Regions from separate parts of the Mus musculus genome. Here all the other regions are linked to region 1. The links are chromatin loops, found by intact Hi-C in ENCODE. Cell type or tissue: left cerebral cortex. All regions are shown on one strand. Links, peaks and the distances in the headings refer to the core of each region. The heading gives the core; the rest is flanking DNA.

What was found. Hi-C counts contacts between places; a loop is a spot of excess contacts. Peaks named below come from ENCODE experiments on the same cell type or tissue, not always from the same donor. Only the 100,000 strongest peaks of a DNase experiment are listed, where the experiment ranks them.
Region 2: a loop joins it to region 1, with 5 times the contacts of the local background. A loop is called at or near these places in 14 of 42 quality-filtered maps.
Region 3: a loop joins it to region 1, with 2.5 times the contacts of the local background. A loop is called at or near these places in 10 of 42 quality-filtered maps.
Region 4: a loop joins it to region 1, with 3 times the contacts of the local background. A loop is called at or near these places in 9 of 42 quality-filtered maps.
Region 5: a loop joins it to region 1, with 2.8 times the contacts of the local background. A loop is called at or near these places in 13 of 42 quality-filtered maps.
Region 6: a loop joins it to region 1, with 2.8 times the contacts of the local background. A loop is called at or near these places in 4 of 42 quality-filtered maps.
Region 7: a loop joins it to region 1, with 3 times the contacts of the local background. A loop is called at or near these places in 13 of 42 quality-filtered maps.

Annotation. Positions count from the first base shown.
Region 1 is chr16:95,699,611-95,703,912 of GRCm38, reverse strand. Ets2 (E26 avian leukemia oncogene 2, 3' domain) reads right to left here and starts at 1,506. Exons shown (of 10, transcript NM_011809.3): 1 at 1,269-1,506. Gm31989 (a long non-coding RNA gene) reads left to right here and starts at 3,065. Exons shown (of 4, transcript XR_876298.3): 1 at 3,065-3,714. In left cerebral cortex, for the core only: a CTCF peak has its summit at 1,997; DNase peaks (open chromatin) are centred at 1,548, 1,946, 2,406, 2,732 and 2 more places; H3K4me3 peaks cover 2,041 bases; H3K27ac peaks cover 2,035 bases.
Region 2 is chr16:95,943,295-95,947,596 of GRCm38, reverse strand. No RefSeq gene overlaps it. Among named protein-coding and RNA genes, the nearest start is that of 1600002D24Rik, 16 kb to the right of the region's middle. In left cerebral cortex, for the core only: a CTCF peak has its summit at 1,992 (motif pointing right); a DNase peak (open chromatin) is centred at 2,069.
Region 3 is chr16:95,829,470-95,833,771 of GRCm38, reverse strand. It overlaps a transcript of 1600002D24Rik not described here. Among named protein-coding and RNA genes, the nearest start is that of Gm32130, 29 kb to the right of the region's middle. In left cerebral cortex, for the core only: no CTCF peak of the experiment used is centred there; DNase peaks (open chromatin) are centred at 302, 1,603 and 2,035; H3K27ac peaks cover 386 bases.
Region 4 is chr16:95,641,114-95,645,415 of GRCm38, reverse strand. No RefSeq gene overlaps it. Among named protein-coding and RNA genes, the nearest start is that of Gm31845, 25 kb to the left of the region's middle. In left cerebral cortex, for the core only: no CTCF peak of the experiment used is centred there; DNase peaks (open chromatin) are centred at 1,760 and 2,004.
Region 5 is chr16:95,822,087-95,826,388 of GRCm38, reverse strand. No RefSeq gene overlaps it. Among named protein-coding and RNA genes, the nearest start is that of Gm32130, 22 kb to the right of the region's middle. In left cerebral cortex, for the core only: no CTCF peak of the experiment used is centred there; DNase peaks (open chromatin) are centred at 1,052, 1,322, 2,031, 2,406 and 1 more place; H3K27ac peaks cover 505 bases.
Region 6 is chr16:95,842,432-95,846,733 of GRCm38, reverse strand. 1600002D24Rik (RIKEN cDNA 1600002D24 gene) reads left to right here. Exons shown (of 4, transcript NR_040484.1): 2 at 3,477-3,531. Among named protein-coding and RNA genes, the nearest start is that of Gm32130, 42 kb to the right of the region's middle. In left cerebral cortex, for the core only: no CTCF peak of the experiment used is centred there; DNase peaks (open chromatin) are centred at 1,196 and 1,889.
Region 7 is chr16:95,652,867-95,657,168 of GRCm38, reverse strand. No RefSeq gene overlaps it. Among named protein-coding and RNA genes, the nearest start is that of Gm31845, 13 kb to the left of the region's middle. In left cerebral cortex, for the core only: CTCF peaks have their summits at 2,394 and 2,594; DNase peaks (open chromatin) are centred at 2,679 and 2,834; H3K4me3 peaks cover 573 bases.

The DNA of each region.
Region 1 (4,302 bases), core at 239-4,238:
CTAAATGGCTTCAGGCAGACCCACGGCTAATCAAATTTAAGTTCATTTATCCGACTGGATGTGCTTGCTAACCCCTGGGACAAGTCAAGACTCTAGATAAATCAATTTCAAGTTTAGACTTTTTGGTACTGGTGATGGGCTAAAAAAAAAAAAAAAAATAGTAACAAGAAATGGGAGAAAATGGCAGAAATGTAGTAACTGGGAATAGTTAGGTTTTTAAACAAGAATTTCATGGATAACTGTATCCTTAGTGGAACAGGTAATCACTTATATAAGAGAGCATGAGTTTGTATTTAGATAAATTTAGGTTAAAAAAATAAAATAAAAGGACAAAACCCTTTGAAGGTTGGTTTGCCTTTTGCTTAGCAATCAGTTTAGAGAAATGAATGACTAATTCCATATATGAGAGTTTGGCTATTTCCCTGTGGGATGCACGGTGTTCACATTAACTGCACTGCGAGATTACTCAGATTTTAATAAAAGCTTAACACTGAGATGTATCTCCGGATTGGCGGTGGTGTAGGCAGGCAGATACCGACAGGAGCTTCCACAGCGGGAGCAAGTCTCTCAACTGGCGAATTAAATGACTCCTCTCTCCAACCAGGACTGCTCACCGCTTTACTTTCTAAATAAGTAGCGAGTCAACTACTATTTTAGGCTCCCCTGAAATTGAGTGCAGGCTAGTACAAGTCTTATGAGATTAAATAGTAAATTAGAAAAAAAAAAAAGTCAAATACGCAAACGCTTCAGGTTACCCCTTCATTCATATGCTTTAAGGAGAAAATAAAAGCAGAGCAGCCACCAGCACCCCTACTTGGACCGTATCCCGTACTGGCTTCCCAGGGCCCAGGGGAGCCCAGACCTGGCCAAGCAGGTGACACGTTCCCGGGAGCCGCAACTTCCCAGGTGTTCCATGATCCGGACACCCCCACATCCTTCCAGGCCTAGCGCCTCCCCAACTCAAGTCACCCCGAACCTGGGGCTACCTCGGCCACCTCTCCAGGTGCCTCAAGCCCTCTCGAGAAACGCAGTCGCGCACCCCGGGCAGGAACCGCACGGGGCGACCACTGGCTTCCCCAAAACAAAAGCGGTCTGCCCGCGCCCTGCCCGATGCCTGGGTCCCCCTCCGAGGCCACTGGGTGCCTAGGAACCAGCCGGAGCGGCTCTGGGGCGCGCGATGGCCCGGCGGGATCAGGGGCCGCCCGCACTACACCCCACCCCGGGCGGAGTCTCTGCTGAGGACCATCGCGCACAGGGGCCGCTCTTACCGCGCCGCAGCAGGCAGGGCCAGCCGGAGGGCGGCGGGGAGAGGAGATCGCGGCGGTCCCGGCGCGCAAGGCCGGGCGAGACGAGGCCGTAGGGCCGATCCGGGCGCGCGGGGCCGGGGAAGGTGGCGGGGACTGACGGGCCTCAGTGGTGTCCACTCTGTGCTCAACGCCGCGGTGAAGGAAGTAACCAGCCCGATCTCCTAGCCGCGCGCTCTTCTGGAGCTGGGGGAGGGCCGGAGGGAACCGGGGGAGGGGACAGCAGGGGTGACGGAGAGAGCGCGGAGGAGGAGCGAGCGCGAGGCCGGCGTGGGAGGAGAGCGCGCTCTGGCAGCGGCGGATCCACGCTGCTCCCGGGCCCTTCTCTGCGACCCTGCAGCTCGCTGTCGCCTGCCTGCTGGCCCCTGCTCCTGGAGCCCGGTTCGGGCGTTATGCCCAGGAGGTCCAGCTAGAAAGGCAGGGCCGTATCCGCCCGCGTTAGGCTGTCTGCAGGTCCGAGCTGGGGGCCCTGTTGGCACTTGGGTTGGGTGGTTAGGCTTCTGCGGTGGAGCCTGCCCTGTGCTTGGAGCTACGTGTGGGTCCTGATTTCTGGTCCTTCGTCGTGAAAGACTCATACGTGGGGTTAGGGAGTCGCAAAGTGGGCGGGTGGCGGAGTCGCGAGTGGAAGAGCAGAACGTGGCGCAGCCGCTTGCCTCTGGAGAGGCCCCTCCTACTGCCTCGGTGCGGATGGCGCCCCCTAGGGCTGAGCCGAGTCTCAGCGCCGACTTGGCCGAGCACTTAGGCGCCATCTATTATTAGTCTTAGTAAATCCTTCAAGGCTACTACTGTGTTCTACTTAACATGGTCTACGAGGTCAACTACATGTCAAGTCCAGCGTGACTCTCCCAAACTCATGGTCAAAACACAAGCCAAAGAGTGGTTTCCTTTTTGGTCAGAAGGCGTTGAGTCCATGGTTGGAAACCTGTGGGATTCATCCGTAGGCACAGGTGTACGTTGAATATTATTTCGTTCCTTCTCAAGTTTAGGTTGTTACCAGAGATGGCATATGAAATTGCAAATGGCAAGCTCAGGCAAGGCCACGGGACTGACGATTGGTACATTACAAGGACAGCCTTGCCGGGAAGGGAGTGGAAGACCCCAGCTTCTCTGGTACCGCAGGGTTCCTGGTTTCCATGGCAACTCCCCATCTGAAATTATTGCCAATCAAGATACTATTACACCTGATACTTCTCTCCAGTGTATCACCTTTGCAGGAGTCAAGGCCTAATCCACTAAGCTAAAACAGCTAGGTCCAGAGGGAATTGATATTTCCTCATGGCTTCTCAGTGTGTATTCAGGTCCAGACCAGAGAACCCAGGTCAAGGAGGAACTCCATAAATAGAAGAAAGAGTCCCTGTCCCGTTACCATGGAGACACGGAACAGCATATGCTAACTTAAAAAAAAAAAAAACATAGCAGAAGGTACTGACTTGTCTGAAGGAGTGTGTCCGTTGGCCCTATCTCCCTGCAAGTATTTTCACGCCTTGACCACGTATCTGAGAAGCTTGGTACACACAGTGATCTCTTGAAGTTCAGATACCCAAAACAGGACTGTTTCCTTCCATCACTTCTGCTCCTGAGACCGTGGGCATTCGAGGACTCCTTTGGTCCACAAAGGCCTTATTGAGCCAAGCCTCTCAGGGCTGCTCAGGCTGATGGCTGGAGGGCAGCTCTTGGTAATGCTGAGCAGAAAAGCTACAAAAGAAGTTAGTACCCAAGTGTCACAGCACCCCTGTCATTAAACTTTGATTAGCTGATGAAGCAAACCTGTAAAAGAATTTATCAGCAGGGCTGAGAACTTGGTAGGGACGGGCTCTAAATTCCTGAATAAGTTTTTCTAAACTCTCTTTTAGGAGCATTTTAGGAAAATCTCTGGGGGAAAAAACTGTCATATACATGAAGAGGAAGAAAGGTATTCAGGAAAGCCACCCCAAACCTGTCAGGTCTGAGTATGTGGAAACCTAATGTAAAACAACAGCGGCTAGAAGCACGCATGGCAGACCAGCGAGCTCTCACAGACGTCAGGCACCTTTGTGTTCTGCCTGGCCTTCTGGAGGAGGCAACCTGGATCCCAAGCATAAGCTAGACAGGCCTCTGCTTTGTGGTTGGCCCACCTCAGCCTTGATCAGTTACATACTCAGGAACATAACAGATACACATTTACCTTTTCTGTTTGGTTCCCCCACCCCTTCCTCTTCTTGGGTGGTTTCCTAGTTACTGAGCCGGAGTTAAAGCCTAGCCTGGCTGAGCCCTGTGATTATTCATTGACTATTATGGCTCGATTCACAGGGAAGCTGGGGCCTTTCTGCAAATTGAATCTAATAAAAGCGCACTCCTTCTGCTCTGAGATCAAAAGTCAATGGCGTTAGGAGGAAATGGAGGCTGGGGAAGGCTCGTTGGCTTGGAGCTGGTAAGGAGCTGGTAAGGAGCGAGCAGGTGGACTGTAGGGGGTGGGGGGTGGGAGCAGCATGAGGACAAATGTAACCAACCCTCCTCTGAACAGAAGGGGAGACAATATGAAAGAGCATATGAATTACCTAGAGAGTGAAATGCAGAGTTCTTTAGGACCTGGGCATAATTATGAAACAATGATTAACCCATTAAGTCATCCTTTTCAGAAACCGTGCATCCCAGCCTGCTGAAGAGCTGGCTGTGTTTACCTTGTGATCTGGCTCAAAGGCTCTATCTTGGGGGGTGGGAGGGCGGGGTCCCAGCTCCAAGTTAAACATTTAGTCTGAGGTGTACAATATTCACTCTGCAAACACGGTGTGAGGTGGAGAGGACAAAAGGAAGTGGGGCTTGAGTGCCTGCCCCTTGAGGTTGGATTGTGGGGATCACACACAGAGTGGAGCCCTTTGAACCCAGAGGGTGGGAAAGCAGAGGCAAGTAAGGGCCTGGAGTGTGTGGGGAGGTAGAATTACCCCATTTTGAGTATGGCCTGGAATGCGTCATGGAGTAGTTAACTGATTCACAAATCCCACTGGTGTTGGGGTCAAGG
Region 2 (4,302 bases), core at 191-4,190, 240 kb before region 1:
GACAGGTAAGGAGGAGGCAGGGTCATCTTAGTCATTAGAGTGCTTGCTGTGTAAATCTCTCTCTCTCTCTCTCTCTCTCTCTCTCTCTCTCTCTATATATATATATATATATATATATATATATATATATATATATATATATCTTTGTCTCTCTCTCTTTCTATCTCTCCCTGACTCTCCTTTAGGTCTAGTCTTTTTGAATCAAGGGAAGTGACTTTCTATTTCAAGTGGCTGTCCCCACAGTGCTTTCCTGCCCATCAGTGTCTGCTCCAGTCTATACCATGTCTCAGCCCAGGGTCATGCTGTGTAAACACCTGGCACCATGTTCCTCCCATGGTCTGATTTTTTTTTTTAAGCAAAGTATCCAGAAGGGGAGAGAGTATTCTGAACAGATCAAACAAGCAATAAAACCAGCCATTGTCCTCGAGGGTCTTAATGGAAGACTCTCTTCTATTCTCCAGTGTCTCTGTTGGCATTTGATCAGTGCTGGCTGACCTATTGGCATACATACACAAATTACTAAGCACATGGGCAGTGGTGGTCATTCTCCATTCTGCCAAGATACTTCTGAGCGAAGGCTGGCTCCTGCAGCTTCTGGGAAATAGCTGTTGAGGATTTAGGAGTGTTGCCACCTGACTGTTAAACTATCAATGGCTGGACATTGGCCAGTGTAGGCATACTTACATCATGGAACTTGAAACAGCTTCACATAGGGGATTTGATTTTCTTCCTAGGGAATCAGTTTATCAGCATTCCACCATAATTCCCCCACCCCTCCCCAGCCACATCAACTTCCTTCTGTCCCTCTTCTGTGAGACAGAGTCTCTCTATGTAATCCAGGCCTTGAACTCTAAACCCTCTGCTCCTATCCCTAAAGAGCTGGGATTGCAGATGTGAGGCACCACATACTGCTTTGTCTTTTACCATCTATCACCCGAGAAAGTCACATTGTCTTCCTAGCCTTGTGCAGAGGGGAAACATTCAACATTCAACAATGCTTTTCTTGGTCCTGGGATACTTTGCCTCCAAGAAGAATGAAAAGTTGCTTTGGTCAAAGCTGGGCCACTGGAAAGGATCTGGCTGGTTCTGGGCAGGTATATAGTAGGATTACAGATGATCCAGCCTCCTCTCCTACAGCTCAGCCTGGAGATGCAGCTCAGAGGGTAAAGGTTTTTGTGAGTGTCGCACTGTGAGTTTGACTGTCACCTTTAGATAATTCTATGGCTTGAAGAAACAGAGGCAGGAATGTGAGCTTGGGTTTGCATGCAGGGAAATTTTCCTCTGGAAAAGAACTTGTCATCTGGGGTGATGATAGAAGACCTTCATCTTGCAGCCTGGCTCACTTTCTAGCTGGGTTTTGGCTCTGCCAACCCCAAGATTAGAATCGGGGTTTCTCAAGGAGTAATTCATTTTTGGAGTGCTCCTTGTGTTCTGAAATTTCAGCATGCCAATGCTAAACGATTCCTTGAGGGAGAACAATCCTCCCTTCAGACACTCCAAGGCTAACGTGGTTGAGATTGACAGATAGGCAAAACATTGAGAAACTTGGCTTTTTTTCTTTTCAAAATATATTTAACTTCAGTAAGCTGTAAGCCAAGCCCCTCGCAGATGGCAGACAACTTAATTGCTGTGGTCAACTTGTCTGACATTTTTTGGATGGTGTTGGGTGCTATAGTAATCCGCTGAAAACAGATCTCAGCCCACACAAAGGCATGCACAGGGTTTAGCATCTCCACTTGGCCGCCGGAGCCCCTGTTCATGGGTGCACCATCCCCCACTTCACCAACCAAGCTCTGGTGCAACTTGCAAACACAGCGTGTATTTCTTGGATAGAAAATTCAAGAGAGGCCCAGGACGAACTGAGTCAGCACTGTTGTTTCTTCATGGGAGCCTTGAGACAGTGGTGACCTCAGCTGGCTGTGTTTCTATTTAATCCGTCTTCCCACAGTTGGCTTGGGTTCTGGGCCTCCAGTGTCACTTTCACATCTTGTCCTCAAGGTGGCGCTAGATGTGCGTTGTAATACGGGCGTTGGGCGCCTTTTTTTTTTGGACTGGCTTCTAGGTGTGAGGCATTACGCATTTTCTGCTCTTTGTACCCGTGTACTATAAAGGCTGTTCTCTGAGCCCGTGATTTCTGATTCCACATAGAGGGTATAATTTGGGGGATGTGAGGAAACGTTCAGTTTGAACACTGCAGTGAGTCACCGAGCTTATGGCCACCTTCCCAGCAGAGTTAAAAATAAAGCACCATAGCATATCCATGTTTACATCAACGATCTCTGTTTATAGTAAACACACCGAGAACAGGCAGCAGTCAGTGGTCCATGCTCTCGTGTTCTCTCTCTCTCTCCCTGCCCTTCTCTGGCTCCTCAGGGGTTTCTTCCATCACGCTTCACACGGGTGTTTGAGGTAGGGTCTCTCACTGAACCTAGAGTTTGTTTTCTGGTAGCCTGGCTAACCACTGCAGCCCCTGGATCTCTCGGATCACACCTACCTGTGCCTGGCTCTTACATGCGTGCTAGAGACATGAACTGCAGCAAGCACTTTATCCATATCCACAGAGTCATCCCCCTGCCCTTTCTGACACATCTTTGGAATAGATGTGCTCTGGATAGTTAGTTGCTGGTTCAGGGGACACTGCCCCACAGATTAGGTTCCAGTTTAGAAAGGAGGTTCTCTGCCCGGAACACATGACAGTTGCTGGGCAGCCTGGGACAACACACAGGTCTGGGCCCCTTACTCAGAGGAGTCACCTGTGGGGTCTGGTGTCGTCACTGTGGTATCAAGGGTAGCAGGATGCTCAGATTTGCACTGCATTAGCTGTGTGACGTATGCAAGCCACTCCCTCATAAAGCCTTACTTTATAAATTATACACGTGATAAGGGTACATGGGTTGGGGACTGGGAAGATGGCCCAGTGGGTAAAGGACTTGCCACACAAGTGTGAGGACATGACTTCAGATTCCCAGAAGCCCATCAAGGTAGCCTGCATCTATAATCTCAATGTTCCTACGGTGAGATGAGAGGCAGAGACAGCAGCAAGAAGCTTGGAGGCCAGCTAGCCTGGTGTGAACTGCTAGCCTGGTGTGCACTGCTAGCCTGGTGTGCACTGCTAGCCTGGTGTGTACTGCTAGCCTGGTGTGCACTGCTAGCCTGGTGTGCACTGCTAGCCTGGTGTGAACTGCTAGCCTGGTATGAACTGCTAGCCTGGTGTGAACTGCTAGCCTGGTGTGTACTGCTAGCCTGGTGTGTACTGCTAACCTGGTGTGCACTGCTAGCCTGGTGTGCACTGCTAGCCTGGTGTGTATGGCATACAAGAGACCAGTCTCTAAGAAGGTGGAAGATAAGGACTAATATCTGAGGTTGTTCCCTGGTGCAACATACCACACACATACTCTGGTACATGCCTGCTTGCACCCCATTCAATACACACACAGATCACACACACTCACACATACACAAGCACTTACACATGCAAACCACACACATATACCACACACACACATACACAGCCCACACCACACTACACATACACACCCATACCACATTACACATACATGTAGCATACATATACTGTACACATTTCACAAACAGGTCACACACACATACCATACCACACACACGCTACATACACAGTCACATCTATACCACACATACAAACCACATACACATATATCACAGCACACACCACACACACACACACACACACACACACACACACGCACGCACGCACACACACACACACACACACACACACGCACACACACACACACACACACTACTCAGGAACATGGAAAGAGTGATTAAGATGAGGCTGTCCAGGGTCTCTGATCAGCCATGACAGTTGTCCCTTTAGGTGGGGTCAGGATCTGGATCCACACAGGGGACAACCACATGAGAACACAGGGAGAAGGTGACAAAGTATAGGAAGAGGCTTCATCAGAAGCCAGATCAGGGAAGGCAGAGGTGAGGCGTGCAGGTGCGGACAGAAAGCCTCTGTCCGAGTGAGGGGGTAAGAGTTGATATCCGCTGGGTGCTAAAGACTGTAAGCCACGAGTAAGCCCAACCAAAAAGGCTTAAGTAGCAAGTCAGTACAGCACATACCTCACATGCCTCACCCTGCTGCAACTCACTCACTGCGGACTTCAAAGACCGGGGCTTCTTCCTTATTCCTGCTGCTGTCTCTTTGGGATGGCTGCCGCTTTGTCTGGCTGCAAGATGGCTGCTCCTACCTCTCCGAGGCAGGTCTTCCTTCTCCCATGTGGCTCTTTACCAGGAAGGGATAGTTACTGCTTCCCAGCC
Region 3 (4,302 bases), core at 249-4,248, 130 kb before region 1:
AACACAAGGCCCCAGAGCTGTATGTCAGAAACCCATTCACATGAGGCACTGGGAATACTTAGAGTGGGCCGACAGCCCAGGGAGCCAAGCGTTTCTGCTGCAATAACACTAATGGCTTTAGGAAGCGGCACTTCCGCGCCTCGAGCAGTCCCTCCTGGGCTGTCTTGCGCAGCTTCCCCTTTCCTTTGTGGGTTTCAACGCTCTTCCCTTTTGTTTTTCTTGGTCTCTCTGCTCCGTTCTTACCCCCTTCCACAGTTCTTAAGAAAATTCCCAATGGTATAATCTAGCTACTTCTTTACACCGAGCTGTATCCTCAGGATCTTAATTTCGGCCCGAGCGTTTGTATGAAGGCGTTTGACTTCATTCTTGGTCACTTCCTAAAAATATAGGCCAGTGATGTCAACTAAAATATTTTTGGAAACTCATCCAATGTGTCTGCCTGTCCGCATGGGGCCTGAGAGACACAAACATTAATCAACTACTATTTGTTCATCATGTGCTCTTGGGCGAGGGTTGATGGCCAGGCCCACGCCCATTATGGCCAAGGTGCTCAATCTCCTGAGAGAGGCAGAACTCAGGCTACAGTGTCAGGGGCGAGCATGTCAGATGGACTGTCTCCAACAGAGAACTGGAACAAGCCCACCAGAAGTTTTGATTAGGACTTCAGGAAACTTTTATTTTTGAGAAAGAGAGCAGCCTTTAGCTAGACCTAAACATGTCAGAAACATAGCAATGAGGGTATGGGAAGTGAGGGTAGGGGTATGTGTGGGGAGTGTGTGGGGTGGGAGTGGCAAATCCCCAGGATAAAGCTGGCAGAATAGCAGAATAAGCAGCATCTTGGAGACATTGGTGTAGGTAGCCATCAAAAGGTGGTATGGATTTGGGGAGTAAAAGGAATGGATGAATCTCTAGTTTCCTCCTGATTGTTCTATGTTTATGCATGTGGATGCATGTACATGCATGTGGATGTGTGTTTGTGTGAGTACACATTTGTGCAAGTGGACATGGAGAGAGGCCAACATTAGGCATCAAACACCTCCCCCCCTTTTTTGAGACAGGGGCTCCCACAGGCCTTCCGGCTTGCTACATCGGCTTCCTGTCCCACAACCCCCTGTGTCTTTCTCCATCATCCCAGTGCTGAGAAAACAAATGCATAGGCGTCCACTCCTGGCTTTCTAAAACATGGCTTCCAGGAATTAAACTCAGGTCCTCATTGGCACAGCAAGCACTATGCTGACTCAGACATCTCCCCGCTTCGATGCTATCCGTCTCTGTAGGGCGTCTAAGAAGCTCGGAAGGTCCTGTTCACACAACAGCAGAGAGGCCCGGCACACTGAAAATTCATGGCTTCAGCTAATCAAAGAACTGAGGTCATAAGACAAAACACTACCCCACTCCTGAAGTTAGAGAGTCAGCTAGGAAGACAAAGAGAACTCCAAGTTATGGGAGCAGAAACCCAAGACCAGCAGTCTCCATGGTAACGATTGCTGGGTTTCTTTGACCCAGTACAGTATGCTTGGCTTTCAACAAAAAGTACAAGGTGAGCTAAGAGACACAGAAGGAAGGCTGGGGAGGTGGATGGAGCTTTGTAATTGATTTAGATGCAGCTCCGTTGAACAGAGTAAAAGGAGTCGGGGGTGGATGGGGGGGGCAGCCTGTGCACGTTAGCTTACAGGAGTCAGCACTGGCTGTGAGAGCAAGCCTGCGCAGGCTGTGGGAGTGATGGAGATGGAGTGCAGCTGTGTGGCAATGCACCTCGGGGAAGCCTCTCTCCTTGCTTCAAATAGGATCCCCTCCTTCTCTGTCCTCACACAAGTCCTGAAGCTGGCCAAAGTGTGGCTCATACAAATGTCTAGATTAATGAGGATGCCAACAGGGATGTAACTCAGGGTACTGGGCCTGCCTTGGGCTGAAGTCCGTCTTCTGAGTTGGAGTGGGCAGGGAGAAGTGGTGTTCGCCTCAAAAGCAGTGACGTGTTGCTTTATGGAACAAGATCAGCGCTGATCATTGTTTGTGCTTCCTTCCTTCATCCTGTCATTCAGCACTGACCTCTGGTCATGATGACTCATCAGCCCTCCGAGCAGCTGTGAGGAGAGTTACCTCCAACACAGACAATGGAGGGAAGCTGGTATGTGGGCTGAGATGGGAGAACAGACAGGATCATGGGGGAGTGGAGGAGGGGCTGAAGGTCCTGCAAGAATCAGCAAGGACAGGCTTGCAGGAAACCCATTCTCTTCTTTTGGAGGGGAAGTTGCTTTTTTAGACCTGACCCCACTGTGCCAACGTCACCTGTGACCACAGGGATAGCAGGTACATGCCAATGAGACAGCAGACCCCGGCGCAGTGAGGGATACCACCAGGCATGGTGACAATATTGACTGTCAACATGGCAGGGTCTAGAATCACCCTGAAGACAAGCCTCTCTGGGTATCTGGAGTTTCTAGATTACGTTCATTAGTGTGAGAAGACCCAGCTGAATGTGAACGGATAGGCTGGTTCCCGGACCGAAGAAAACAAAGACCAGACTCCTCTCTCTGCCTCTGGATTGCAGGTGCAGTGTGACCAGCTGCCTCACACCTCTGGTGTCATGGCTTCCAAATATGATGGACTGTACCTTCTGTTTACAAGACCTAATAAAGTCTTCTTTCCAAAGGCCTTGTTTGTCAGATACTTTGCTGTAGTAAAGTAACCAGTGCAGGCATGGGTGTCACAGGCTGGCTCTGACGTAATCTCCCACGCCACCAAGAATTAAATGGTGCTAAGTCCCTGGAGTTTGTCACATGAAAACTTCTTGTGTGTCTAGTATTCCACTCAGCCATTGGGGCTGATTGAGAGTTTGGCCCCTAGCAAGTCATCACAAGGGCGTAAGCTCCGCAGCGACTACAATTAGTTGAGTTAGGGTCTCCAGGAGAAGTGGGTCAGAATCACAGAATCACAGCAAAGCTGCCACAGAGGACGCACAGCTGCCAGCAGAGAGATGTAGCAGTGAGTTTGGTGAGTTTAGCTAAACTGCTTGGTGATAGGCACAGGTCTTGCTCCCAGCCACCAGCCAGAGCCCTCTGGATTTGCGAATGAAACACACACACACACACACACACACACACACATACACACACACACACACACACACATAGTTAATTTTAAGTGCTTTGACTAGCTCAAAGGCTGGGCAGGTCTAATCCTACCCGCTGCTAGCAAACACCCCCTCCCCCAGTACTTCTTAGTTAACATCTTTTAAAATCTATATTTCATCTCTGCTACCCCAAACATATTTGGGGAAGTGGCCATGTGGCAAGCTTCCCGATTGTCACAGGTAGCAGGTGATTCTCTTTCTTTCCTTTCTCCCAGTTCCTAGCCCGTGCAAATCTAAAGGTCCTGCCTCAGTTTACCTGCCCAGTCATTGGCAGTTGCTTCTTTATTGATGGATTGAAAAACAATTGTGGGGAAAAAACTTCAGCATTTGGGCATGCAGATTCCTGATTTTGGGGACCTAGCTGGATTAATTCAAAGCATTAGAACCAATCCCCAACAGAGGCTGGAGGTTGGCGGCAGCTGCCTTTTTGGAGGTATATATGTATCTAAATTTCTCAAATTCTGGAAAAGTGAGTTTGATTTTGGGGTGAGATGAATCTGCCACCTAATAGATGTGTGAACTTCAGAAAAATCATATATATTTTCCAAGTTCAGTTTTTCCCTTTGTGATGAGGTCAGAGGCAGGTCATTTCAGAGGTGCCTCGGTCTGAGGATTACCTCCACCAGTGCTGGGCCAGGGTCCTTACACCCTAGGGTCCCTTTAGTCTCTAAATCTACACTGGGAGCAGGCTTAGTGCTACCCTTTTTGATAGAAGTGGAAACTGAGGCACATTCCTGGTAAGTAGTTTCCCTTGGGTGACTTGGGTCCAATGAGGGAACAGAGATGTAGTCCCTTCCTCTACGCCTTGACCCTGGGTAGGATGTGGCTCCTGAGGTGGAGATCTGAATAGTGACATGTGGAACTGAACGGACCTCTGCTTTCTTCCTCTCCTCTCCTCTCCTCTCCTCTCCTCTCCTCTCCTCTCCTCTCCTCTCCTTCCTTCTTTTCTTGTTCTTTCTTTCTTTCTTTCTTTCTTTCTTTCCTTTCTTTCCTTTCTTTCCTTTCTTTCCTTTCTTTCCTTTCTTTCTTTCTTTCTTTCTTTCTTTCTTTCTTTCTCTCCTCCCTTCCCTCCCTCCCTCCCTCCCTCCCTCCCTCCCTCCCTCCCTTCCTTCCTTCCTTCCTTTCTGAGGCCCTGACAGGAAGTTCACCCTTCAAACATTGATGACTAG
Region 4 (4,302 bases), core at 150-4,149, 58 kb after region 1:
GTCCCAGCAAGGTGGTGACACAGATGGTATTTGGAAAGTGGTTGAGTTAAGAGAGTAGAAGCTTTACAAATAGGCTTAATGTTCTAAAAAGAAGCCAGAAAGAGACTAGAGGGTGGCTTAGTCTTTAGAAGCAGTTGTCACTCTTGAAAGGGACCTGGGTTCTGGTCTCAGCACCTATCAGGTGGCTCTCAGCTGTCCATAACCCCAGTTCTCAGGGCAGGGGACAGTTCTGGAACCTTCTTCTAACCTCTGTGGACACCAGGCATGCAAGTGGTGAACACACATACACACACACACACACACACACACACACACACACACACACACACGCTAACTACAACCACACAGAATAACCAAACCCAATCCTGGATAATGAAAGAACTGCTGGCTATCTCACCATCCCCAATCTCAAGTAGAAGAATAAAAACGGTTGGCACAAAACCAGACATGTTTTGATCCATGGAAACAAATTGAAGACCCAGAAATAAATCCATACACTTATGGGTTCCTGAGTTTTGATGAAGAAGCCAGAAACACACAACACAGGGAGAAAAGACAGCATCTTCAACAAATGCTGCTCAAACTGGATGCCAGCACAAGAATCTCAGTAGATCCACGCTTATCACCCTGCACAAAGCTCACCTCCAAATGAACATAGGTCATAAAGCCAGATGCACTGGACCTTATAGAAGAGAAAGTGGGGAATAGCTTTGAACTCATTACCACAGGAAAAGACTTTCTGAACAGAACCCTGTTAGCACAGGCACCAAGATCAACAACTAATAAATGGGACTGCACGAAACTGAGAAGCCCCCGCACCACAAAGGACTGCCATTCAGACAAAGAGGCAGCCTATAGAACAGGAAAAGACGTTTACCAGCTTCACATCTGATACAGGACTAATATCCAAAATATAGACAGAACTCAGAAACTGGACATCAAGAAAACAAATGACACAATATTAAAAAAATGAATTTCAGATCTAAACAAAGAATTCTCAGAAGAAGAAACACAATGGCTGAGGAACACTTAAAGGAAATGTTTGGCATCCTTTGCCACCAGGGAAATGAAAATCAAACTAGTGTTTAATTTTAATTTAATTTTATGTATATATTTTCCTTTGCTCTTTTCACCCAGCAGGTCCTTTGTGTGTATTTCATGGCTCCCAGCATAGTGTCTTCATGGGATTTCTGAGTGTGCGAACACATGCGTCTCTGTTTCTTGTGTCTGTCCTTGGGGCCATTTGCTTCTGTTTGTTTGTTTTGCCCAATTCTGATATGTTTTTTTTTGGTCTTATTTAATTATTATCCCTTAGAAACCTGTTTGTTTTCTAATGAGGGACAGAAAGGGGTGGATCCCCATGGGAGGGGAAGTTGGGAGGAACTGGGAGGAGTTGAGGAACATGAACCTTCATATATGACAGAAAAACAATCCATTTTCAAAAAACGGAAAAAACGAAGAAAAAAATAAATTACTTGTGTTGTTGATTAAGCTAGTCAGCCTATGGTATCTTCTATCTTCTTATAGCAACCCAAACGAAGACAAGGTCTTTCTCTGAGTACATTTTTTTTTTCAAAGTAAATGGAAAAGGCAAAACTCATGATACAAGAGCTCAATTGTTATTTTTAAAGCTCATTTTGGTATGTTTTTGGAAAAAGAAACTAGGACCTCCCAGTTCTGAAAGACGTGGGAGTATTTTTAGTGTGAAACCCTGGCTTCAGAATGGTGATATAAATTACTCTTCAGTGACAGCTTTGAGCAGACTCCAGCAATGGTCCTGATGCGCCTGAAGCCATGGGATAGATGTTCCACTCTGTTTTAAAGTCGAGAGGAAGACAGAGACCGTGTTTGTGGGTTCACCTGTGACTTCTTGGCAGCTGCCCGATTTATTTCTTCCATTTCAGAGTCAGACACAGACTGTGGACCAGCCTGGGCCCAGCACATTTTATTGGTGTTGGATCTGGTCCCAGGGGATCCTCATTACTTGGTTACAAGATGGGCATGTGGGCGAGAGAAATCATGGCTTCACTATAATTTAGAAATTTTCTCCAGGTCCCAGGAGGGAAAGCTTTTGGAACCTCTAAAGACATAGTGTGCTGTTTGCTTTGCGTGAAAGTGTGTGGGTGGCCAGGAGCTAGAAGCGCAGTTGCAGGGTGGAGAGGTGACATTCTGGGACGGACTATGAGTACCAGGTGGGTGGCTTCCAATCTGGGTCTCCTTTGCCTGCGTTGTTCTTGCCTGGCTCTGACATTAGCCTTGGCTGAGCCACGGAACTGAACAGAGCCTTATTTCCTCATAGTAAAGCCAGGGTTGGAGAGCATGGGAGACACTGTGTCTGAGTCAGAAAACTTGTGTCAGTGGGACACTGACTGGGGCCTTAGCCACCGCTGGCCCAGGACCGCTGGCCCAGGGCGGTATTGGTCAGACTGTTTGGAAGCACCTGGTGGAAGCATGAGTCAGGTCTCTAATCAGTCGTCCTCATGCCCTCTGACCTGGAAGTTCTGCTAAGAATTGGTCATAAGGAAATAATGAAGCCACGGAGACAAAGATTGCCCAAGAAAAACTAAGTCAGGCTTCTTTCTGTGTTTTAGGTAAGGGCATGTTTACGAACAGACAAAACACAAGAGATGGAACAGAGACTCCCGTCAATATGAAAGCACACTCACCCGCAGCTGCCATCATGGAAATGCAAGCCAAAGATTCATAGATCCCATCACACCCCATCCAAAAAAAAAAAAAAAAAAAAAAAAAAGCAAATAACGAATGCTGGAGAGAAAGCAGACAGGGGAACTCATAGACTGCTGGTGGGAATGTCATTACAGAAAGCAGAATGGAGGTTTCTCAAAAAAAAAAAAAAAAAAAAAAACTCAAAATAGATCTTCCACGTGATGTAGCCATAGCAGTCCAGATTGTTTACCCAGAGGACTAATCCGACACAGCGCAGAGACAGTTGCTATCCATGTTTGCTGCAGCACTTCTCACAAGTCATGAATTAGGGGACCAACCTAGGTGTCCAACAACAGGGAAACAGATAAAGAAAACACACTGTCCTGGGTTTCTTTCTGTTGCTATGAGAAACACCAGAACCCAAAGTGACTTGTGGAGGGGAGGGTCTATCTAGCTTATAGGCAATAGTTCCTCGTCAAGGAAAGCCCAGGTGGGAACCCAAGGCAGGAACAGAAGCCATGGAGGAACTCTGCTCCACCTTGCTCAACTTCTTTTCTTACACAGGACAAGCCCACCTGCCTAGGGGATGGTGCTACCAGCAGTGGCCTAGGCTTTCCTATATCAATTAGCGATCAAGAAGATGCTTCTCAGACACGGCCACAAGTCAATTCTTCAGCTGAAGTTCCCTGTTCCTAAGCAACTCTGGGTCTGTGTCAGAGTGACAGCTGAAGCTAACTCTAACATACACAACAAGAATCTTTCCAGCCCCAAAGAAGGAAGTCACATCACTTGCAGAGAAATGGATGGAACTGGAGATGCTCATATTAAGAGAGTTAAGTCGGCCTTGGAAAGACATGTGTGTTTTCTCTTACTTGATTTCCCTAGCTGCCTTCCTTCCCATCCTGACAACCTCCTTTGCTGCTTTCTCCAAGTCACTGCTCAGGTGTGCCTTCCTATCATGGCTGGGACAGCGGGCTTTAGCAGCTTTAGACCACTGAGGTAGGTGCACTCACACTCAGATCTTTGAGCCCAGATGGCACTTGGCTGTGGTGGGGCCTAATTTTCTGACTCACTGGGAGATGGTCTACAGCCCTTGGCATTCCTTCCTTTGTGTCACCAAGCCTCAGCTTCTCTTGTCACTAGCCCTCTCCTGGTGTTCCTTGTCTAAGTCTAAATGTCCTTCCTGTAAGTATGTCAGTCCTTGGATTTAGGACCCACCTCCTCAAGTCTGACCTCAGCTTAATGTGGCAAGACCTAATCTCCAAATGTTCATCTTCATGGGTCCTGGATTGGTTACTTTCTTTTCTTTTTTTTTTTTTTTCATTTCTTTTTTTTCATTTATTTATTTTTATTAGATATTTTCTTTATATACATTTCAAATGCTATCCCAAAAGTCCCATATACCCTCCCCCTGCCCTGCTCCCCATTCACTCACTCCCACTTCTTGGCCCTGGCATTCCCCTGTACTGGGGCATATAAAGTTTGCCAGACCAAGGGGCCTCTCTTCCCAGTGATGGCCGACAAGGCAATCTTCTGCTACATATGCAGCTAGAGCTCTGGGGGTACTGGTTAGTTCATATTGTTGTTCCACCTATAGGGTTGCAGACCCCTTTAGCTCCTTGGGTACTTTCTCTA
Region 5 (4,302 bases), core at 233-4,232, 120 kb before region 1:
TAGATGGTATCAAAGGATCCTGGCTTCTCCCTAAAGCTTTGGACTGTCCTGTAGAACTTGAAGATAGATGAGTGTGATTATCAGACAAAAAAGGTTGAATTTACTTATCAAGTTGATCGGCTACATAGATACCACATTTCAGACTCACAGACACAGCAAGATACTTCCAACCATATCTTTTTCAGATTGAGAAAAATCAACTTGAAATCTCCACAATCCTGGGAGGCAGAAATATAAGCAGAGCTGTGTGTTCAAAGGTCACAAGCAAACTGGAGCCCCCCACTTTCCGCAGGCTCTGGCTTCCCTCAGTATCCCACAGAAGTTCTCTGACTTGACAGCTACCAGGGATCCAGTGAAATTCATCTCTTTCGCCTTAACTTCCTTACTTCTAAAAAAAAAAAAAAAAAAGGAGCCGGACAACCCTATACTGTGAGGTACAGATTAAATACGCTCAGCAGTTGCCATGGTAACCACCCTAGCTAAAATGTCTTTACTGTTATCACCAACATCGTTAGTAGTGAGAGTTTTTCCACTCATGGGCTATCATGAGCCTGGGGATCTGCAGCCAGGGCTGGCATTCTAGAACAGTCTTTCATGCCTTTGGAGGTGGTAAGAAACTGCCATTGACTTGGGGAAAAGAAACCATTAGTGTTTTGCTCAAAAGTGTTCTCCTGACAACTGTGGAAACCGTATATATCATACAGGTAACACTAAATGAACCGAGATATATATGAAGGGAGGAAATGACAGTTTTAATTAAAAAAATGTTTACCTGTGACAGGGGCAAAGCCACATTTGTAAGCTTTGAGAAATTCAGATGGATGATTCTCACCAAAGACTCCAGGACTGGTCAGGACTGACTGCAGTAACACCCTGGTGTCTCAGAGGATTGGGAGGAAAGTCTCATTTTGTGCCCTTGTCAGTCCACTGCAGGCGGCACGGGAGAGCTCTGTTTATCATGACCACTCACAGGGCTGGCTTCACTCTTGGACATTTGCCAGGTGCCAGGGCAGGAGTGGGGAAGGGAAGTAAGATCCTATCCTGGTGTCAGGTTGCTGCCTCTGCCAAGAAGTACTTGGATCACTTCTGTTTGTCATTCGGCTGGGAACCATGGGCTCCATGTACCCAGGAAGGAAAGGGGTGGGACCCAGTGAGCCCCTGATCTCCACCCTAGGGTCAGACCACAGGCAGGGCAGAGACCATCTGGTCACCAGGCTTTGTGTGGAGCAAAGGCAGACGAATGTTTTCCTAAGGGGCCATAGGAGCCATATGGCCCCTGTCCTAATGTTCCGACTCCTGGACTCTGAGATTACACTGTGGCTTTTATAAACAGAATGGTGGTATCTGTGTTCTCATGAACTTACAAAAGCAAGCGGGCCAGGGGACCCCTCAGAAATCTCCAATGTTGTTTTTCAACAAGCAGGAAGAGTTGGGTGGCATCAGGAAGAGCAGGGGACTGCTCTGCAAGTGAGCATGGTCAGAGTTGCAGCGGTGTCTGCCCAGTGTCTGTGTTAGTCTCTTAGGATCTATTTAAAGTATGGGGGGGGGGGGTAAGGAGGAGGAGGAGGAAGTGGAGAGGAAGAGAAAGAGGAGAAATAAAGGAGGCAGGGAGGAAGGAGAAGAGGCAGAGGGGGAGGAAGAAGGGGGAGGGGAGGGGTAAGAGGAGGAAGGAGGAGGGGAGAGGGAGGGAGGAGGAGTGAGAGGAGGAGGAGGGAGGGAGAAGGGGGAGGAGGAGTAAGAAGAAGAAGAGGGAGAAAGGAGGAGGAAGGAAGAGGGAGAAGGGAGAGAGGAGGAAGGCCTCAGTTTTAGAGCTGTAAGTTTCTTGTTTGACATGGTGGACTAGTGATATTTAAAAGTGGAAAGAAAAAGTTAGTGCCCAAGGCATAAATCTTTTTAACAGAGTTTACGAGGCCCATATTCTCAAATACTCGATGTGTTCTAAAAATGCCTTCGGAAGCTTCTTTAGGGAGAAGCTAAAGATAGAAATTCCCTCTCTCCCCCTCTCCTCCCATAAATACACATGCACACACACAAATTGCCCACTGTGTGCCAAATTCTGTTCCTGGCCAAGGACATTGGGGGTAGGGGTGGGTTGGGATAAGACCATAGGATCCTGTTCCACGGAACCAAGCTGGGGTTCAGGCAATAAACACATAAAAAGCCAACAAACACCCTTGGCAGATACCAGCACATGAGGAAACAGTAACCTCTGGCAAGGGTGAGCACTGCGTGGGAGAGAGTGGTGGGCAGGTTGGAGCCCAAGCTGGGACCTCAGCTCTAAGCTCAGGTGTACAAACAGCAGCAGTCCTGGACAGTTAGTTGAAGGGAACAGGGTATAGCACAAGCAACTGTGTGCCTTGGGGAGCTGCCCGAGGGAACAGCTCCTGCTTCTCTAGGGAGAGTGAGAGCCTGCAGCTGCAGCCAGAGTCTAGCTAGGTTCCTTAGTGTTCTGAAGGCTGGTTGCCGGCAGCTCAGAGTGACTCCCACATAGCTGAGTTCACCCGCTGGCTGCCAACATAGTAAGTGTCCTAGGACACCGCAGAGAGGAGACTCTGGATGCTGCGGCAGGAACCCCTAATGTCACCACGGTATAGTGACCTGGCCACAAGTGTCCAAATTGTAACAGGCTGGCCACCGAACTTAGCCAGCTCACCTCTGTCCTAGCCCATGCAGGGGCCCTGAGCATGTGACCCTCCGCTCTAGCTCAGGGTACAGTGGTAGTGGCCTTCACTGAGTAGGTCTGCCCAGACTAAGCGCACAGTCTAAGAAGCTTAAACGCCCGACCTGTTTTGTCTCACACAGCTTCACAGCTAAGATTCAGGTCTCAGCAGGACTGGTTCTTTTGGAGGTTGTACAGCGGAACCTCTTCTAGCATCTTCGGGGATGCTGACATAGTTGGTGTATGTGGCGCAGGCGCACACAACCCTGACGCTGCCATTTGTTAGGATGCTGGGCATCCCGATGGCTAATGGCTGAGCCTACCGACCTCAAGTAAGGGCATCTATCCGCAGTAACTGCTGAAAATTCTTTTGAATTCCCGACAAAAGAAGCTTATGCAGGGAAGGGTTTACTTAGGATCACAGTTTGAGGGGTGGAACAGGCAAGGTGGGGGAAGGGGCGGAAGAGGTAAGGTGGGTGAGGAGCTAGAAGCGGGTGCGAGGCTGGGTGGGTCTGTTCTTGTGGATGGACCAGGAAGCAGACTGAGGCAAACAGGAGCCTGGTTGCTGGCTTTCTCATTCCTCCCCTTTGACTCAGTCTAGGCCAGCAGCACACAGTGTGGTACCATCCTCGCTCAGGGTCTGTTCTCCCTCCATGGTCACTCTCCTGGAAATGCCCTCACAGAAATTCACAGGGTGTAGCTCTTGGAGGGACTCCCTTGCCTTTTTATATTTATATTTATGTTTAATTATGCCTCTCTGTGGAGGACATTACATATATATGTGAATTTGGTCCCCTCAGAGGGTAGAGGTGATGGAGCCCCTGGAGCCAGAGTCTCAGGCAGTAAATTGGTTGTAAGTCACTGGGAATTAAGGTTCTCTGCCAGAGCAAGGGGGTGCTCTGACCTCTGAGCCACCTGTCTCATCCCCTCCTAAGGGATTCTGAAAATGGCTGAGTTTCTGTAGAAATGAACCACCATGCTGGTGTTCTAAGGTACTTGTGTTTAGGATTTGTCTTGGCAAAGGAAGCATGAGGGGACCACAGTCTAGCCTTTCCCAGGAGGCTCTGCAGAAAGTCACCTGAGAGCAGCACATTAGCTGATGCCCCAGGGACCAGTTCATAGCTGAGGGCCTGAACACCATGTGGCAAAGGAAGGAGAAGCTCCAGCTGGAGAGGACCTTATGAGGGAGACAGAGGGGCAGAAGGAGGGGAGAGGGCTAGGGCGACCTCAAGGAGGGATCTGGGGACTTGACTTTTTGAAATTCACCCTCTGAGCAATGAGAATGGTGCAGGAACTAAGTCAGAAATGACCTGTGTGGTGGCAGCCACAGGCGTAGGGGCTGCAGGGACCAGGTGGGCATTGGGATGTTGGTTCCTGTGAGTGTGATAGCAGTCCCCAAGAGAGACCAAGGTGGCTGAGGTCAGGAGGAACAGTGAGCCCAGAGGGTGTGGGCTTGGGAGATCTACCTGGACTTTGTGAATCAGTCCCCTGTGGCTATCCATCATGGTTGTTGAATGGTGGCTGACGGATTCTGTGGGTGACTATGAGGTTTTTGTAGGGTACACACTGAGAAGGCATCTATAGCCCAGATAGGCAGTTCTTGTGTTGTTTCTGGTTCCTTAGAACTTGGTGGGGAAAAGACC
Region 6 (4,302 bases), core at 196-4,195, 140 kb before region 1:
TGCTAGAAATGGTAGTGGCAGTGTTAACACACAATCTTCCTGCTTGGCAAGTGTATTGTGTCCACTTTCCTTCAAGAACTAACTCCTTTGGCCTTCTATAGCATCAAACTATGAGGTCATTTTAGTGTGATGGATACACATATGTGCAGATGTTTATCAACACACACATGTATGCATGTGATGCTTTAGCTCTCTTGTAGACTACCAAGGATTTGCTCCATATCATTCGGTTCACCTCCAAAAAGTGGAGGTGATAGGTTGAGGTCAAGGTTCTCAAGCCAGGCAGCCGGTCAGCTCATGGCCTTCCACAGGCAAGTCCTAGATGCCACAGGCTCTGCTCACACGATGCCTTGGCCGTTCTGACTTGGTAGAGTGTCAATCCTCGATCATCTCAGTGCTTGAGGTTGGACGTTCTCCACCTCCTGTCGTCTCCCTTCCCACAAAGGACACAGTCTCTGCAGGAGACTGTTTTGTTTTGAGACAGGGTCTCCTGTATCCAATGCAGCCTTTGCTGTGCAGTTGAGATGATCTTGGATTTCGGATCTCCTTGCTTCTGAAGTGTGTATCTCCACCTAAGCTTATGTTGTACTAGCCATGGAACCCATGGCAAGGGAGAACTCTATCAACATGGCTGCATTTCTAGCCCCCTTCAGGAGACTCATCTGGACCCCAGATCTTCCTGCAGGTTTCAATCATGGATCCCCCTTTCTTTCACAGTTTCAATTCTATCCCTGCATTTTCTTAGCTTCTGTGGCCTCCACCCTCACTCTTCCTCAAATCACCCACGTTACCTCTTTAGGAACTTACCTCTCTGAGAAGTCTTCCTAGAGCCCAGCAGGGTGTGGCTTCCTTTGCCCACCTCCTCAGCAGTCCAGTGATCTATCCAACTCTGTCATAATTCCATTATAGTGACGTCTGCTTTGACTTGTTTGACTTTACCAGAAGCTGTCACAGCCTCTCTTTACAAGTACCTGATTTCACTCTAAACTCAGTGGCTTGCTTCTCCCTCTGGTTCTGGGCACAAAGGGCAGCCACTCCATACTCTTTGATCCAGTTGCACAGGATAGGAGTCTGCTCAAGCTTTTAATTAACCTTTATGACATGCATGTGAGTTACAGAGAAAATTAACGGAGGAAAAATGACACAGCCGTGCAGAGCAGCTTGCCGTTCCCCCTGTAATTAGATCGCACGTGATGCGGCACCGGCTAATTGCCTTGCCACCCAGCAGGGAACTCCAGCACGGTCTGCAACACCCAGGCCTTCCCCACCACGGGGCAGATGTTGGGTGAGGCCTACAAACATCTGCCCTGTTGTTTCTAGTCAGTCACAAGAGCCCACTAGTTTTTGCAAGCAAGAATGGATGCCTGGGTGAGGTGCTCAATCCTGCCAACTTTCTGGGCAGGATTTAGGCTTATTGAACATCTGATCTGTTCTTCCTGATTGATCAAAGCGTCTGTTCCTGCATTTCAGGACCAGAATTTGAATACAGGACTCCCTTTTGTTGAATTTTCTCAAATGAACCTGAATTTTGACGTTGACACAGGACTGCCTTTGCCTTGGCAACCATGGACAAAGCGAGAGTCTAACAGAGTTTGTGTGCACAGTATACACTCTCCCTATTCACAGGTGTTTAGTGTTACTAGCTCAGGGGTCTGGGGTTTGCCCCAAAAGCTCCTGGCCTCAGAACTTCACTCCGTGGCCTGGAAGAAGGCTGGCCCCTATGTGGGAATGATGGGGACAGCTGACTGTGGCAGCTGATTTCTTTCAAGTACTTGATAATTTGCAGATGTTGGCAGTTACCAGTGAAGCCAGGGCTAAGCTCCAAATGCCAAACCACAAAACATATCATTTCTCCCATCTGATTCCTGGAAGTTAGTCAGTGCTGCAGCGACGTGATTCACAGTGACAAATAGGCCTGTTCTTGTTGGCAGCCTGCAGGTGCCCACGCAGTGGGGGCCATGGCTATTCATCAACTGCACTGCTCCAGAGAGGGAAGAGGATTCTTATTGCCCCTGTTAGGACTCTGTGGAGATCATCTGTCATGCTCAGCTCACAGTGTATTTTTAAGAAGTCCAGCTCTGTAGAACACATCCCAAAACCACCAGTACTTGCATAAGTTTCTATTTTTTTAAGATTTACTTTATTATATATATGTATGTTTATGTATATATGTGTATATATATATGTGTGTATTTATGTGTTATGTGTATATATGTGTGTGTATTTATGTGTTATGTGTATATATATGTATGTATGTATATATGTGAGTGTGTATATATACATATACATATATACATATGTATATCTACATTTATACACACATATACATACACATATACATATATGTGTGTATAGATGTAGATATATGGGTATAGATGTAGATATACATATATATGTATATATCAGTGCTTTGCCAGCATATATGTAAGTACACCTCACTTGTTCCTGGTGCCTGTGGAGGTCAGGAAAGGACATTGGATCTCCTGGAACTGGAGTTACTGGTGGTTGTGAGCCACCATGTGGGTGCTGGGAACTGAACCTAGGTCCTCTACAAGAGCAATCAGTGCTCTTTTGCTGGGCCATCTCTCTCCTGCCCCGACTTTCTAAGGTCTGAGTCAGGATTTTGTAGTCAGCCTTGTGCCATGAACCTTTTAGTCAGCTTTGTTAAAAGCCACTTTGTTAAAATGCAGCTAACAAGATATGGTAGCCTCAGGTCTACACTGTGCTAACCCGTGGTATCTTCATTAGTGTTCTGCAAATAAAACTGGGTGTCTGCCCAGGGGCTGCTGTAACTTCTAAGTGGATCCACACCACACCAGCATTATGTATGTCATCTCCAACAGCTGTATGCAACATTCAAGTGACTGACGCTCAGTTCTGTTGTTTGTGAGGGGAAAATCCCAAGCACAGTGAAAAAAGAAGAATTTCTTTCTCATTCAGTGTGGCTGTGTGGTGCTCTGAAGGAGACTGGCCTCCATAGGCTCATATATTTGAATGCTTGTTCTGCAGTTGGTAGAACTGTTTGGGAAGGATTAGGAGGTGTGGCCTTGTTGGAGGAGGTGTGTCACTGGGGATGGGCTTTTTAAACCTCCCCCACCCCACCCCCGCTCCTCTCTCCCTCTTGCCTTCCTTGGGGTTCTTGTCTCAATATGTAAGCTCTCAGATGCTGCTCCAGCACCAGGCCTTGCCTGTCTGCCATGCTCCCCATCATAACAGTCATGGACTAACTCTCTGAAACTATAAGCCTCCAATAAACTCTTCCTTCTATACATTGCCTTTATCATGGTGTCTCTTCATAGCAATAGAAAAGTAACAAAGATGGGGGAATCCTGGCTTCTAACTCAGAGCAGGGCCTTGTACTCACCCCTCCATGTGGCAGCTCAGTATTGGAAGTTCATATACAAGGTTGGCTTGCTCCTAGGGTGGTGATAATCCTCCAGCCTCAGGCATCTCTGAGTCCTGTTTTTCTTCCTTAGGGTCTCCTGGAAGAGCGGAAGCTCATGATGATGTTTACAGCTTCCAATCTATCAGGTAATCAAACCCAACCGAGAATTTTGGTTCTTTTCATATGAGCCTGTAGCCATATAATAGGTCCATTCTGCGATCCATAATTTTCCACAAAGCAAGATACCAAATGAGACCTGGTGATTTTCAGCAAGGGAGTTGATGGCACTGGTGTTTGTTTTCCATGAGGAGGCTGAGAGGAACAGGAAGCTGTTCTCTCACTGCATGCTGGGTACAGGAAGTCACAGGTCAGCAGGGCCAGAACTTCCCAGCTGGGAACAACAAGAGTGCCTTGGCTTGCAGATACACTTCCCCAGACTTGTGTCTGCCTGTGTGACTCCACCCCTTCCTGTGCTGACAGGAAGCTGCAGTCATACGTGTAGAGTCCGCCAGAACCCAGGAGACCATTTCTAAAGATCCTTAACCTGATCAAACCCTCAAAATCTAAATTTATTTCTGGGCTGGAGAGATGGCTCAGCGGTTAAGAGCACCGACTGCTCTTCTGAAAGTCCTGAGTTCAAATCCCAGCAACCACATGGTGGCTCACAACCACCCATAATGAGATCTGACTCCTTCTTCTGTAGTGTCTAACAACAGCTACAGCCTACTTACATTTAATAAATAAATCTTTAAAAAAATAAATAGATTTATTTCCAAACATGGTCACATTCACAAGGCCTGAGGGCTGGGATCTGAACAAGTCCTTTTGATGCAGCCCACTAGGATACCTGGGTTACAAAGAACCTAAAGAAAGGATATGATGACAGTTCTGACTGACACAGCCCCTGCAGCAGACTT
Region 7 (4,302 bases), core at 250-4,249, 47 kb after region 1:
AAACTTAGACAGCATAGCATGGTCCAAGACAGGATAGATGGTCACTGCTTTCTGTTTGTCTTAGAGTTTTATTGCTGTGAAGAGACACCATGACCAAAGCAACTCTTATAAAGGCAAACATTTAATTAGGGCTGGCTTATGGCTTACAGTTTCAGAGGTTCAGTCCATTATCATCATGGTGGGAAGCATGGCAGTGTGCAGACAGACATGGTGCTGGAGGAGGTGAGAATTCTACGTCTACCGACAGGCAGTACAAGGGGACATTTTCACACTGGCCAGACTTTCACACTCATACATGCACACACTGCATGCACTGCATGCACTGCATGCACAAATATAAAGACCTCAAAGTCCTGCCTCCACAATGATGCACTTCCTCTAACAGAGCCACACCTCCTCCAGTAGGCCACACCCCCTCCAATAGGCCACACTCCAGTAGACCACACCACCTCCAGCAGTAGGCCACACCTCCAGTAGGCCACACCCCTCCAGTAGGCCACACCCCTCCAGTAGGCCACAACTAGTACTACCACTTCCAGTGGGTCAAGCATATTTAAACCAGTATGCAGCCTATAGATACAGCACGTCCCCATCTCAACTCTTGTTGTCAGGCCTTCTCTGCCGTGATGGCCTGCACCTCCTAACTGTGAGTTAGTTTGCTTCTTGTCAGGTATTTGGTCACAGAAGTGGGTAAAGAGCCATCTCTGTTGCCTCTGTGGGTTTACCATGGTGCCTGACATTTGAACTATGCTAGCGGAGAACTGATGTTATTAAAACCATGGCAGAATGAAGTTTGTGTAAACAGGAGAAGAGTGAGGAGGGCAGCATGCACTTCTGTTACGGCCGTGGTGGCAAGCGGCTCTGTGCAGGGTGGGGGCTGACTGGGCATTGCAGAGCTGCCTCTTTGTTCAGGAGACCATTGTTCCATTTACTGAAGAAAAAAAGAGAGAGAGAGAGATCTGATTTCCTAAAACATGGTTCAGGGGTGAGCTGTTTATTGGCCATATGACTTTGGTATTACTCAGACTCTTCAAGCCTGTTTCCCCTGTTCTGACATGGTAATGGAATTAATGGTAATTACTCATCAGATGAACATGGGAGTGAACCAGATTCTCTGTAGCATGTGTGTGACATGCATGTGTGTGCATGTGTGTGCATGTATGTGTGTGCGTGTGCATGGGAGTACATGTGTGTGTGTGTACATGTGTGTGGGTGGGTGCTTGTATGTGGATGGATGTGTGTGTGTGCTTGTGTGTCCATGGGAAGAAGCATGGAGGTGTGTATTTGTATTTATGTTCTTTTTTTTCCTTTGGTTTAAGTTTTATTGCATTATGATGAGAAAAGATAAATAATTTCAATTTATCTGAATTTGTTAACATTTAAAAACATATTTTGAGTAAATAGACTTACATGACATTCTTCTTTCCCTTTTGTACCTCAACTCCTCCCAGAGAGCCCTCCCCACTTCAAAACCTGCAATACCTTTCTTTTTTTTATCACATTCTTTAAAATTTATAAAATATTGTAGCAATAATATTGTAGCGTCTCTCAGTCACCTGTAACTCCAGCTGCAAGGGGATCTCACAGCCTCTTTTGACTTCTGGGGCACTGCACACATGCACATACCTATCCTCCACACACAGATTCACAGAACCAACAATTAAAATAAAATCTTTAATAAAATAAGATAGCTGATGGAGCAGCATGGTAGCTCAGCTCTAACAGCACTCGATACCCAACACAGTGACCTGAGCTCAGATCCGAAATGCATAGAGTGGAGAGGGAGACAGGAATTGTCCCATTTTCCCGTGACCTCCCCAGCTCCCTGTGGTGTGGTGTGTGTGTGTGTAATTATAAATTAATCATAAGTAATGATAAAGAAATAAGCGACATTGGGTAGCTTTTGTAATCCCTGTGCTACATGTGGAGAGGCTGAGGTTTGCAGGTCTGTTTCCCACCCTTGTATTGGATGGATCCTTCCAATCATCAAGCTCTAGGTCATGTGACTGATGACCATTAAATATGCACACATAAGCATCGCCTTCTGGGCTGGGATGTAGCTCAGTGGGTAGAGAGCTTGCCCAGCACGCACCAAGCCCTAGGTGCATCCCTGCCTCTGTATAAACTGGGTGTGAGGACCACACTTGTAATCTCAACGCTAGAGTAGAGGAGGCAGGAGGGTTGGGAATTCCAGGTAATCACTCTCTACAGAGAGTTAGAAGCCAGCTAAGGTATTTCCGACCCTGTCTCAAAACGAAAACAAATATCTCGCCGTCATATTCACAACTGTCTTTATTTCTTACCACATAACAGCACAAGGATTTTCCTGTTCATATCCCGAAATGTATATTTTTATTCTTTTATTCCCCAAGGCTTATGCAAATTCCAATAAACGTTGTGAGAATCTCACCCCCCACACACACACAAAATTAAATTAAATTAAAAAAAATAATTTCCCGATCTTATCACCACAAAAGGGTGGGAATAACCTGCTTCCCTGATAATTTCCGGGTAATTTCTGACTAAATTTCTTCCCAGACTACTTTGAGCTGTGAATATCTCTCCTGGGGAATCACGCATTCTGCCTTCTAATTTGATCTGGAGGAAGGAAGCGGTACTGCTCTGCTTCATATACGGAGCAGGCGCCCGGTACTCAGGGAGGAGCCCGGTTATGTGAGGAGGTGTTTTAATAAGCTAGCTCCATAATTGTGTTTCCTCTCCACTAAATAAGAAAAGTCCCACCCTAGTGGGACTCCGTCCCTCTAAATTATTTTCTGGCTTTAATTGTGCCATTTCCCACAAGCGCCTAATTTAATTATAAGATCGGACCGCTTTTGTGTGCAAGCTTACTGGCGCGTTAAGGATGCTGGGATGCCAGAGCGCTGAGGAGGAAGTGAGCCGGCTTATTCATTTACTAGAGTGAGCCAAGCAAGGTCCAGAGCTTGCCTACCTCATTCTCGCTCCAGTCTTTGGAAGGTATGGGATCTAAATGAGCAGACTCAGCCAGGGGCTGAGGAAGACCCCAGCCTTGAGCTGAGATACACCAGGTATCAGCTAGCAACTCACTCCAAAAGCTGGGTTCTGCTCTCTGAGCCCGGAGGCAGTATCAATTCAAAACCCTTTGGGAAAAGCTAGTGTCTTCGTTACTTTTCCTGTAGCTTTAGAGAGGAAAGGCTTCTCTGGCTCTCAATTCCAGGATACAGTCGGTCATGGTGGGTGTCTTAGGGTTTGCTGCTGTGAACAGACACCATGACCAAGGCAACTCTTATAAAGAGAACATTTAATTGGGGCTGGCTTACAGGTTTAGAGGTTCTGTCCATTATCAAGGTGCAAGCAAGGCAGCATCCAGGCAGGCATGGATGGGGAGGACATCTTGATCTGAAGGCCACTAGGAAAGGACTGACTTCCAGGCAGCTAGGATGAGGGCCCTAAAGCTCACACTCACAGTGTCACGCCTACTCCAACAAGGCCACACCTCCTAATAGTGCCATTCCCTGGGCCAAGCATATACAAACCATCACAGTGGGGAAGGCCTGAGTTTGGCAGCAGCTCACGAAGAGGGAGCTGCACACTTTGTGCTAAATCTGCTGTCAGGGAGCAGAGAGGGCTATACCCTGGTGTTCAGCAGGTTTCCTCCCTGGTGTGCAGTTCAGGACCCCAGTGTAGGGAGAGAATGATGGCGTTCATTTAGTTTTTGGGTGGGTCTTCACACCTTGACTAACATAATCAAGAGACTCTCTCACAGGTATTGTCATAGTCTTATCTCCTAGGTGATCCTAGATCCTGTCAAGTTGATAGTCAGTATTAACCATCACAGGTAGTAAGCCAGCTGACTTATATCTCTGTAGTGGACTCAGGGTCCTGTACCCTGGCAACAATTAATGTCCTAGCATGAAAATCAATTATTTTCGCAGTCTCTGTGAAGGATGTATGCTATGTACAAAATAAGGAGGCAGAAAGCAAAGCAGGACTTGTGTTTGCAGGAGTGGCACAAAGATGGATTTTTGACATGGGAAAGGTTTAGCTCAGGGAAATTCACTCACAGGGTCTCATCTCAGGCTTTGAGATGAACATGCCTGTAGGAAACTCTAAGCAGCCGGCTTGGGGTGGGGGTGGGGGTGGGGCTCTGGCACCTCTAGTCAAACTGTGTAATGATGCAGTTTGTATTGCCTCAAGAAAGGAACTGTGAACATGCTGGGCATGTTTACTGGATTTCTTCTTTTAAAAAATTAAAATAAAAATAAATTTTAATTTTTAGTCTGTTAAAACATTGCTTTTATTGTTTAACTTTTTATTGATTTG